2 separate regions of the Homo sapiens genome follow, and region 2 is linked to region 1. Evidence: chromatin contacts called from ENCODE Hi-C or POLR2A ChIA-PET data. All regions are on one chromosome and are shown on one strand. Each heading gives the region's core, a stretch centred on a gene start or an enhancer-like site at or near the end of the contact. The rest is flanking DNA. Distances are from core to core; before and after follow the strand shown. Region 1 overlaps GAB2 (GRB2 associated binding protein 2). Region 2 overlaps GAB2 (GRB2 associated binding protein 2).

Region 1 (5,517 bases), core at 302-2,801:
CTGCCCAGCTGGTCTTGAACTCCTGACCTCAAGTGATCCTTCCACTTCGGCCTCCCAAAGTGCTGGTATTACAGGTGTGAGCCACTGCGCTCGACCTGGCCCCCCAATTCTTTTTAGAATTGGCTCTTGCTTGGTTCCTTTTGGTCAAGTCCCTGTCAAAGTACAAGTTTTTGTACTTTGATTCTTTAAAGACTCCCATTATTCTTTTCTCTCACCAGTCTCCTTGGAATTAGAGTCCTGGTCCTGGATTTGGGGACCAAACACTTGGAATTCTGCTGCCAGACTTCCAGTTCCCTATCTACTTACCTAGCTCCCTGCTTGTCTTCTCCCAGCAGTATGCTTTAGATGCTTGGCTTTCAGTAGGGAGATAGTGTCTAAAAATGTACAATGTGAGACTATTTCACGTAGAAATGGTAAATGAAGCACTGGGAGTTAATGAGATTATTGAAGGAGAAGATGTGAGAACGAAAGCTCATACCACCCCTCTACTGAATCAAATGAAGGGCATGGTCATTTGTGTGTTCATCTGTACTCTCCACAAGTACCATGAATCCCAGGCTGAGAATCAACAAAGACCTTATAAACAAAGACCCAGGGCCACCTGGGAATCCAGAGAGGTGCCTGATGAAAGGGATGACAGTAGCTCAGCTGGCAGAGCTCTCTGCCTGCATCCCCTGCCCCCTAGAGCAGTTCTGCTTTTACTTCTATGTTATGCTTCTATACGAAATCTTGTATGTAGAAATAAATAATTCCACTTATTAAAAAAAAAAAAGGCCACTGGGTAAATGATGCCGAAGGCCCCTTCTAATACTGAGAATGGGCTCAAGGGCTAGAATACAGGTACTAGGCTATGACATGTGAAACAGAAGTGTAGTCCTGTCGTATTTTAGGAGAAGGAACTCTGGCTCCCTTGTTCTCTGCATGGTTTTGAGCTGACAGTTGCCTCGGTCAACAGCTGGATACAGTACCCAATTGTTTGCAGCAAAAGTCCTGCGAGTCTGTTTCCTCTAAAAAGCTTCTTCCACGACTTCCTTCCCCCATCCTCCCAGGACAGAAGTGGACACAAGGGGGAATGTTTCAGTTCCCCTGTCGGGTTGTGTGTCTTCCTCTCAAACCACTGTTCAAAATGTCTAGGGAATTTTTATTTTCCAAAGTTGCTTACCGGAAACAACTTGGCAGAGCATAGTTTGGGGAGGAGGCTTTAGTTCAATGAGCACAAAAGCACATGTTCCTGTGGTGAATTCTTAACGTGTGTGAAGGGGAAGCAAAGGAGCTTTAGTAAAATTGCAGTTCAGGCTAAGTCAGGAATGGAAATGAGGAACAACCAGAAAACATCACAGTTTGTTTTAGAGCATTTAGTTCCTAACTCTCAATGACACACACTCAGGCTTATGGCTGAATTTCAGATTATCCTTGTATATACTTTTTAGAAGTTTTTATTTGGTATCATAATTTATAGTGTAACAATGAAAAGTCGCCTGGCTTTATAACAGATTTCAGAAAGTGAAACTTGGTTTCTGAGGAATAAACAGGCAGCAGAGCAATCCTCAAAGAGGAAGTGCATGAGAAACTGAGGGTTTAGGGAGATTATATTTGGTTAGAAACGCTGGGCCTTTGTTAAAAGTTGAAAAACCTGATCACTCCAGTCTTTGGAGGTTCTGAGGGAGAGCATGTCTTGCCAGAGTCTCACGGATGATTAGAGTTAATCCCGGCACCCAGGCCTCTTTACTTTTCCTCTGCAGTGTGGGTTCCCCTCCTGAGCTACCCGCTAGAGCCTAGTTTCCCAGGGTTTCTCTCTCTGGTCTGTTTTTGCAGCTCAAGCCATGTTCTCCTTGATCTGTTGGCCAGGCTTCAGGGGAGATGGACTACAGCTGGTCTGAAATAGGAAGACGGTAAATTTACTTAAACTTTCAGCATGACCCATTTGCCTAACTTTTTTTTCAATGTGATGAATGAAAATATAGACAACAGAATGTTTCACAAGACAGCCAACTCAAAGAGAATAAGAATGAGGACGTGTGCAATTTGCTTTTACCTTTAAAAAGAAGCATATTACAGAACCTCTTGATTGTCTTTCTTTTTTTTTTCTTTTTTTCTTTTTTTTACCTCTGTCATCTGTGATCCATTCGCCTGTTCAGCCAAGATATTTTGGCATTTTTACTCTGGGAAACCAGTGGGTGGGTGAACATGGAGGAGCCAAAAGTTAACAAAATACCAGCAAATGCTGGAGCCAAGTGAGAGGATTCTCCTCTGCTCCAGAAGCAGAGGTGTACCCCACCTCCCACTCTCCCAAGCTGCTTTGAAAAAGGCTGCTAAAACTCACCGACTTAAAAAAAATTTTTTAAAAGAAAAAAAACTCCCTGACTTGAGAGGATTTCTCAGTCCTGATGAAGGAAATCTCTAGCAGCTCTTCTTGTCCCTAGGCTATCAGGGCTTTTCCTTTCTGAGGATGCCCTAAGCACTGTAGGGAATAATAGCATTCGAAGGTAAGTTTATCTGGTCTGATGCCAGCATACATTGTTGAATCCAAATCTACCATTTACCATCGGGGTGACTTTCAATGAGTTCTTTAAACTTTCTGAGCCTGTTGTCTCATCTGTAATAGAGATAATAGTGCCTACCTCATCAAAAGTGTTAGAATTAAGTAAGATGATTTGTAACTTAGTACCAGACACCTCATTAATAATCAAATGTTTTTTGCAATACCACTCATTTTCTCACCAACTTCTATACAGCTTCCTGTTTTCCCAGTGATCGTGAGATATGGGAGGTAGTAGCTTGCTAACTTGTTTCCAGTGGCAGCAGGAGTGGCAAAGGAAATTACTTTTTTCCTTATCAACTTCAAAGGATAATTTACACACAGTGAACTATATCTGTGTACATTTAATGAGTCTCATAGGTGTCTGTCCGTACTCATGAAACAAGTACTACATTGAAGATGTAGAACATTGGCATCATCCCCAAAAGATTCCTCTTGCCCCTTTGCAGTCTTTCCCTTCCTTTGCCCTTAGCCCCAGGCAAGCACTCCTCTGTTCTTTGTCACTCTAAATTAGTTTGCATTTTATAGGAGTACAGTATGTACACTTTTTGTGCAGCTTATTTCACTCAGCATAGTGATTTCTGGATGTGTCCATGTTGTTGCATGTATCCATGTTATTGCTGAGTAGTATTCCATTGTGTGGATATACCACCTATTGATGGACATTGGGTTCTTTCTTGTTTCTGGCTCTTTTAAATAAAGCTGATATGAACATTCACTTGGAAATCTTTCTGTGGAGCATACATTTTCATTTCTCCCAGGTATACCCAGCAGTTGAATGGCTCAGTCATATGGTAGATACGTGTTAAACTTTTTGAGAAACTTCCAAACTGTATTGTTTTACTTTCCTATCAACAGTGTATGTGATTTCCAGTTGCTTTACAATCTCAGAAGCACTTAGTGTGATCAGCCTTTTTAATTTTAGTCATTCTAATGGGTTTATAGGTCATGGTATTCATTGTGGTTTTCATTTGTTTCCCTGATGTCTAGTGATGTTGAGCACCATGTGCCAACTGGCATTTTGTATACTATCTTCTTTTGTCTAGTATCTGTTCAAATCTTTTGCCCATTTAAAAAATTGTGTCATTTATCTTCTTACTGAGTTGTACAAGTTCCTTTTATGATCTGGATACCAGTTCTTTGTAAGATAGAAATATATTAAACATTTCCTTCAATCTGTGAAAACATGTGAATACAACTGATCCTTGAACAAAATGGGCTTGAACTGCATGGGTCCATTTATACTTGGATTCTTTTCAGTAAAAGTGACACTGAGTGTGCTTGCCTCTCCTGCCTCCCCTTCCTCCCCTTCTACCTCTTCTGCTTCTGTCACTGCTGAGACAGCAAGTCTAACCTCTTCTTTTCCTCTTTCTCCTCAGCCTACTCAATGTCAAGATGAAGATAAAGACCTTTATGATGATCCACTTCCACTTAATCAATACTAAATACATTTTAATCTTCCTTATGATTTTTTTCTCTATCTTTACTGTAAAAATGCAATATATAATATATAACATACTAAGTATGTGTTATTCCACTGTTTATAGTAGTTAAGTTTCAGGGGAGTCAAAAGTTGTACATGGATTTTTGACTGCATGGGAGGGAGCCATCCCCTAACCCCCATGTTGTTCAAGGTTCAACTGTATGTTCTCCCAGTTTGTGTCATGCCCTTTCCTTCTCTTAATTGTATCATTTGAGGAACAAAAGCTTTGAATTTTGATGAAGCTTAGTTTTCAGTTTTTCTTTTATGATTTATGCTTTTTGTTTACTTAAAGGTCACAAAGATTTTTCTCCTATGTTTTCTTGTAGGAGATGTTTTAGCTTTTACATTTAGGTCTATAATCCAGTTCAAGTTAATGTTTGTATATGGTGTGAAGCAAGGGTTAACATGGGGATTATCTTTTAGGTAAGTGTCTATTATGTATCAGGAACTTTATTTCTCAAGAAATAAATGTTCTAAGATAATTATCCTTATTTTAATGATGAAGAAAAGAAGTCTCAGAAGTATTAACTTGTTCAAATCGTACAACCAAGGCTCAAGTCCATGATTGCCCAACTCCAAAGCCCATGTTCTTTCTACCTTATTATGTTGGCATTGTTTTCAATGTCAGTTTGGACCCATATAAAAACGCCCAGCTGTACCCTATGAGGAGGATATAAAAATGTGAGATGGTAGTTGACACTCGGAGGACATTCATATCTCCAAACCCAACCTTATGAAGTTGGCCACAGCAAGCATGTTGGAAACTAGAACCAGGGGTTTCATATCAAGCCATTTGCTTAGGTCTGTATCTCAAAAGCTTTAAATACAACTTTTTTTGGTGCCCTCTTGATAAGGAGTCTTATACTGAGCTCTTCTTCTCTTTTATAGCTGGTCCATCAGAAAGATTAAATTAAACGTTTGGCCACATGGACAGTTAATCCTTAGATCACCCAGTTGGATGGTTCATTCCTGCTATGTTTGGTTTGATTTTTTATTTTTGGAAAACAAATAGTGAGTCAGTCTGCTTTCCCTCCCTTTCTCTGCCTCACCACTCCTTCTGGATTCTCTTAGATGCTCTGGTCATACTAGGTAAACAGTATTTTTCTTAAAATTTTCCTTGAGCCATGACAGAATCATGAGAGAGCTCCCCTGGCTCTGATACTTAATGCCCCCCTCTAAAAAGAAAGGTCTATTTGAGGCTATTCACTTTTGTCATCTTGAAAGAGTCTCTGAGTCTTACCTAGCAGGAATATTTTGTTTCTTTTCCTAAAAAAAAAAAAAATTATATATATATATATATATATATATATATATATATATATATATATATGGAGGGGATGTAAACAGAACAGCCCATACCTCTCTGTTCTTGCTTCTCATTAATGTAGATTTGGTAAATTCTCCTTTCTCTTCTCTTCTCTTCTCTTCTCAGGCAGCATGATGTAGGTGGGAAGAATATGGAGCTTTAAAGTGAGAAGTACCTACATTTGAATCC
Region 2 (5,960 bases), core at 1,938-4,437, 120 kb after region 1:
TATGGTATATAAAATTATATGAAAATGTGTGGAAGAACAAGTACAAAATGAAGTGGCTAGAAAAACTAGAAAACCATTTTTAAAAGCCAAGGGAAGGCCGGGCACAGTGGCTCACGCCTGTAATCCCAGCACTTTGGGAGGCTGAGGCGGGCAGACCACGAGGTCAGGAGTTCGAGACCAGCATGGCCGATATGATGAAACCCCGTCTCTACTAAATATACAAAAATTAGCCAGGTGCAGTGGTACGCTCCTGTAATCACAGCTACTCAGGGTGCTGAGGCAGGAGAATCGCTTTGAACCCAGGAGGCGGAGGTTGCAGTGAGCCAAGATTGCATCACTGCACTCCAGCCTGGGAGACAGAATGAGACTCCGACACACACACACACACACACACACACACACACACCACACACGCGCGCGCGCGCACCAAGGGAGAGACTGTATGGTGGCAATAGCCTCTATAGCCTCTGGAAGAGCCATTGGCCAGGAATGGAAAGGGAAGGCACTTGGCACTGCTGGCTTGAGGGAATATCTTCTCTCAAACTTCTTTTTGATTCTGGGGAGCTCCCATACGTGCTTGTGTTTGAGTATCTTCCTGCTCCAACTCTGCCATTTACTGTTTTCCTCATCTGATAATGTGAAAGTAAGAGGTGTGTCTCAGAACTATTAGGAGGATTTAAAATGAGATCACATGTGATATGTATGGCATAGTATCTTGCCTATTTTATAAGGCTTCTGTAAGCCCAGCCCTGGAAGAGAAGCCTCTCTCCAAATCCACCACTTCCAGGTGGATTATCCATCCCACAAAAGCAACTCAGGTCATCACAGTGACACAGGCCTCAGTTAAGGTTTACATGAAAATACTAAAGGCCATAAGACTGCTGAGTATTTGGAATTCCCCATCTAGATTATTGCCCAAAGGGACCACATTTTAGCATGGTTTGCGCAGTGGGGGCACCCAGAGACCTGGCTGCTAGAACAAATTCCCTGCCCTCTGAGTATGTAACTTTGGGCAAGAGTCCCTTGTTCAACTCCTCTTACTTGGTTACTGAGGTGATAATCAGTCTCCCTCAACATGTGTCACTATTATCTATCATATGCCTGGCACTATGCCAGGGTACAGGATATGGCCCTCTGCCTTCTAGGAGCACATGGTCTGGTAGAAGTGGAAAGACACAGACCTGAATAACTGACATAAGGCAGAATAAGGTGAGTGTTGCGATGGAAGCACAGAGTGCTGTGGTAGCACAGAGGAAGGAATGATTACCATAAAAAGGAGAATTAGGGACCTGTAATACCTTTGTAGAGTGAAAAGGCTTCTTGTGGACTTTGTGTAAGGTGTTGATGTATCAAGGAAGCGTTCCACAGGGAGGTGAGTAATGCAAGACCAGGGCTGAAGTTTAGACTACACAGGACATGTTTAGGGATGAGTGAGTAGTTCTGTGAGCGAGACAGGAGGATGCCGGGGTAGAGGGAAGTTGGAACGTAAGCTAGTGGGTTCTACAGAGGAAGGGCTTTGATCTGCTGATCAGAAGGTTTGGGCCAAGCCCAGGAAAAGGGATAGCAGCAACATACGTTTGTTTATTCATTTGCTTACTTACAACAAACGTTTATTCATTATTTATAATGCAACAAGCATTAACCTAGGTGCTAAGGAGAGAAAAATGAGTAAGACACAGTTTCTTTCCTCAAGGAAATCACAGTCTGTTGGCAGAGATAAGTAGTAATGGTGCCTAATATAGGTAACACTTGCTACCTGCTCCAAGAACAAAGTTAAGCAAGTGATTAAGTTAAGCAATGCTTAGAGGTAGAGGATGTAAGAATGGCCTTAAAAAATGTGTCTTCTGAGATGAGTTTGAAGGATAAATGGAGTAGGAACTTGCCAGATTGAGGTAAGAAGCCTTCCAGACACAGCCCAACAATGCAGCAAAGCCCAATGCTTGACTAACTGGGGCACACAGGGAACACTGCAAAGTTTGGTTTGGATCCTAGAGTGGAAAAGGGAACTAAAGAGAAAAGATTGGTGAGATGAGTTGGGATAAACCTAGGAGTTTGGGCTTAATCCTGAAGCATTGAGGCGGTGTTGAAAATGTTTACACTGGGAAGTTAGGAAAGTAAATATTAGTAGGATGGAAGGATCAGAGAGGCCCTGGGCAGAAATCATAATGTGGGTGACTCCCAGGTTTCTGGCTTGAGTAACTGTTGCCATTCCCAAAATAAGAGAGGCAGGAGGAGAAGAGTTCCAGAGGAAGATGATGAGTTCATTCTTGAGTATGTTGAAGGTTATTGCAGGGTGCCTGTGATGCTCTTGCAACCCCATCCCCACCTTGAAATCCTTCAGAGGCTCCCCGTTCCCTTTAGTCCTGGCCTGGCCTCCAGTGTCTTCTCTCAGCCCTGCCTTCTAATGTGCTTGCTGCAGCCTGAGCAGCTTCGAGTTTCTAGAACTTGCCAGGTTGTGTTCTACATCTTTGAGCCTTCAACTAGAACACCATTTCCCTTCTCCTGCCTTCTGCCTGGCCAGTTGTGGCTCATCCTTCCAGACTCACTCAAGATAAAACATCTCTGAAGGAGGCTTCCCTGACATTGTCTACCACCACCCCCAGCAAGGGCTGATACCAACTGTCAGCAGCTACATACTCACCCCTACTTGACTGTAATGATTTGCATCCATGTCATCTCCTGCCCTACTGTGACATTCCCAGACCACCCCTCACTGGGCAGGTGGCATCTCTGTATCCCTTTTGCCTGGCCCAGATGGAAATTAGGACATCAGTAAATGTAAAATGAACAAATCCAGATGGGAGCATCCAACAGAGAGTTGGAAATTCCAAAAAAAGCAAAATGAAAGGCACCAAAAAAATGCATACAACATTAACACCTTATGTCTACCATTCGCTCCCCCCGCCACCCCCGTCCTCTTCCCTAAGCACTACATTATCTAAAGCCTAGATGTTCAATCATCCAAGCCCATGGCTGTTGGCTTGGTTATGTGTCTGGAATGGAACAGAAAGGGAGGAGGAGTGCAGAGGCCCAAGGAGGAGCATCAGTGAAGGTTTGGAGACTGACCTGGAATTCCTAGCCATCATGGTGGGTACAGTTTACATGAGAGGAAGCCTGGCTTTACACACCTGTTTCCTCTTTCTAAGCTCTGGCCCCTATTTTCTAACACCATCTGGTGGCCACATCTGTAAATAACAAACTCCTCAGGAGCTGAGAGAGCTTCTATAAGGCAAAAGGTCCAGGGATTGGCCTCAGAGGGCTATTATGTATTACAGCCCCAACAAGTTTATATGTATACGAGATTTGCCTTTTCTGATGAGACACTCCAAGAGCTTTTGACCAGAATCTTAAAAACTCCTATAGCCTCCAAAAGGCTTAGAATCCCTGCTACAAAGGATTGATTCTTTTTTTCCCCAAGTGAAATCCTATGAAGAATCATACACAAGCTAAAGAAGCAGACCTAAATCCCTGCTTGCTCAGAACCTCACCCTCCAATTTCCCAAAGCACTTACAGAGAACCTGGAATCTAGTTTGAAAACCACTCTTGTGAAACGAAGGGCTTGTAGAGCATCGGGGCCAGATGGGCCCTTAGAAATCATTGTGACGTACTAGGTCCCACCTGAGAGAGGAGGCTTGGTGATACACACAGCACGTATCAGTAGCAGTACTGGAACCTAACACAAGTCTCCCCTCTTGTTTCTCTTCTCTTTTTACTGCTTGCCTTATTGCCCAAAACCTAAATTTAAAAATGTACTAATCAAAACTTTTTCTATATATAGTTCCCAAACAGGAAACCATTCTTCATATAGATTTCTAGGTCTCTGGAAAGAGATCTTTCCCCTCAAAATGCCTCTTAACCAACCATAAATCATGGTAGAAAATAAATCTAGAGCTTACGTTTGAATAGTTTGTTGTTTGTTTGTGTTGGGGCGTGTGTTTTTTTGAAACAGGGTCTCATTCTGTTTACTAGACTGGAATGCAGTGGTGCGATCATAGCTCACTCTAACTTCGAACTTCTGGGTTCAAGCGATCCTCCTCCCTTAGCCTCACCAGAAGCTAGGACTACAGGTGTGCAGCACCCTGCCCAGCTAGTTCTTTTTTTTTTTTTTTTGGTGGCAATGGAGTCTTATTGTGTTCCCAGGCTGGTCTTGAACTCCTGGCCTCAAGTGAACCTCCCACCTCAGCCTCCCAAAGTGCAGGGATTACAGTCATGAGCCACTGCACACTGCACCTGACCCAAATAATTCTTTTCAACTTACAACATCAATACCCATGGGCTAGTTTCACAGTGGCAGAATAGACTCAGAGAGGTAAAATGACTTGTTTGCTGTTTCCTGTCATCAACTTAAAGGTTCTTTCCACTGTCTCACAACATTTGTGTTCGAATGTGCATATTCTGCGGTACTTAAAACAGTGAACAAATAGGCAATCCATCTGGCTTATTGATACTTGTTCAGGGAGTGGGGGTTATAACCCCTGCTATTAACTGCCATTTGGAGATGGGGGACGGATGAAGTCTAACATTGTTTAAACATTCATATACTAGAGTCTGAACAACCTTCAAAATATGCTTTTAGTCACCATTTTACAGATGCCTAAACCAAAGTATAGAAAGAGAAAGTGCTTTGCCTCAAGGTCACACAGCTAGTAATTGTCTCACCCTCCTGCCCTTTCCCTTCTTTCTCTTTTAGGAGTGCCAGCTTCTCTCAGGGCACCAGAGCCTCTTTTCTCATGAGGAGTGACACAGCTGTACAAAAACTTGCCCAGGGCAATGGACACTGTGTCAACGGGATCAGTGGTCAAGTCCATGGCTTCTATAGCCTTCCCAAGCCGAGCCGGCACAATACAGAATTCAGAGACAGTACCTACGACCTCCCCCGCAGCCTGGCCTCCCATGGCCACACCAAGGGCAGCCTCACAGGCTCCGAGACAGATAATGAGGATGTGTACACCTTCAAGACGCCCAGCAACACCCTGTGCAGGGAGTTCGGGGACCTCCTGGTAGACAATATGGATGTTCCGGCCACCCCACTCTCAGCCTACCAGATCCCTAGGACATTCACTCTGGACAAAAACCACAATGCCATGACAGTGGCCACTCCTGGGGACTCAGCCATAGCTCCCCCACCCCGCCCCCCCAAGCCAAGTCAGGCAGAAACACCTCGATGGGGCAGTCCTCAGCAGAGACCGCCAATCAGTGAAAATAGCAGATCTGTCGCTGCCACCATCCCCAGACGCAACACCCTCCCTGCAATGGACAACAGCCGACTTCACCGAGGTCAGTATAAGTCCTAGCTGAGACTCAGAGGGAGGAGGAGGTAACACAGGGGTTCTCAATAGTTTGATGGTCCTTGGTCATCCATGGCCGAGGGGAACTTACGAACCACCTAGGTCACTGATACTCAAAAACATAGGTGTCTTCTACCCAGATCCCTTACCAGTTGGTCCTCCAGCACTGGAGGCTGTTAGTAGTAGTTGTCTAACAGAGCTAGCCCCAGAGAAGTTAATGTTCTACTAATGGAGAATAGGACATTCTTGATTAACCACAGTATAACATATTATGGGTTTAGAAGCCCAAATCATTGTATTTTATTCATTTGTAAATCAAATCAAAGATTTAAAAAATAAATTCAGAAGATCAGTCCAAACTGGAGTGAAACCTGTGTGGACTAACAGACTGCTAAAGCAAAACGAGGTCTTAATATTTTCTAAATCATACTTGAATCTCTTTGGTTGAAGTCAAAACTTTTATTTGAAGTACCTAAATTCTATTGTTACTTGTTTTCCACTGAGAGTATTCCAACTCTGCATGTAACCTCCTCTGTATGATGAAAAAATAGAACAATATTAATTCCTTTCATTTTGCATCTTGCTTTATGGTTTGCAAAGCCTTTTCTTGTCCATCCTGTTGTTTAAGCCAGGCAGAGAGGTTGGTGGGACAAAACCTCCTTGTCTCCATC

What was found. A loop is a pair of places that touch in the nucleus more often than their neighbours do. ChIA-PET counts read pairs that join two places held with the same protein, here RNA polymerase II (POLR2A). Pooled maps may share reads with other maps.
Region 2: a loop to region 1 is called in a map of PC-3, with 2.2 times the contacts of the local background. The contact joins two enhancer-like sites. A Hi-C loop is called at or near these places in 3 of 168 maps with a recorded cell type or tissue (Caco-2, K562 and PC-3), 8 of 37 single-sample maps with no recorded cell type and 7 of 50 pooled maps. POLR2A ChIA-PET finds 5 or more read pairs at or near these places in 4 of 52 experiments (HepG2, WTC11, activated T-cell and 1 more).

The regions. Positions count from the first base shown.
Region 1 is chr11:78,346,510-78,352,026 of GRCh38, reverse strand. All of the region lies in intron 1 of GAB2 (GRB2 associated binding protein 2), which reads left to right. Among named protein-coding and RNA genes, the nearest start is that of GAB2, 69 kb to the left of the region's middle. Within about 2 kb of position 1,551, at least 17 of the 41 ENCODE cell types and tissues checked have a DNase peak (open chromatin) inside an H3K27ac peak, as active enhancers do.
Region 2 is chr11:78,225,783-78,231,742 of GRCh38, reverse strand. It overlaps GAB2 (GRB2 associated binding protein 2), which reads left to right. Exons shown (of 10, transcript NM_080491.3): 4 at 4,692-5,278. It also overlaps a transcript of USP35 not described here. Among named protein-coding and RNA genes, the nearest start is that of USP35, 40 kb to the right of the region's middle. Within about 2 kb of position 3,187, at least 3 of the 41 ENCODE cell types and tissues checked have a DNase peak (open chromatin) inside an H3K27ac peak, as active enhancers do.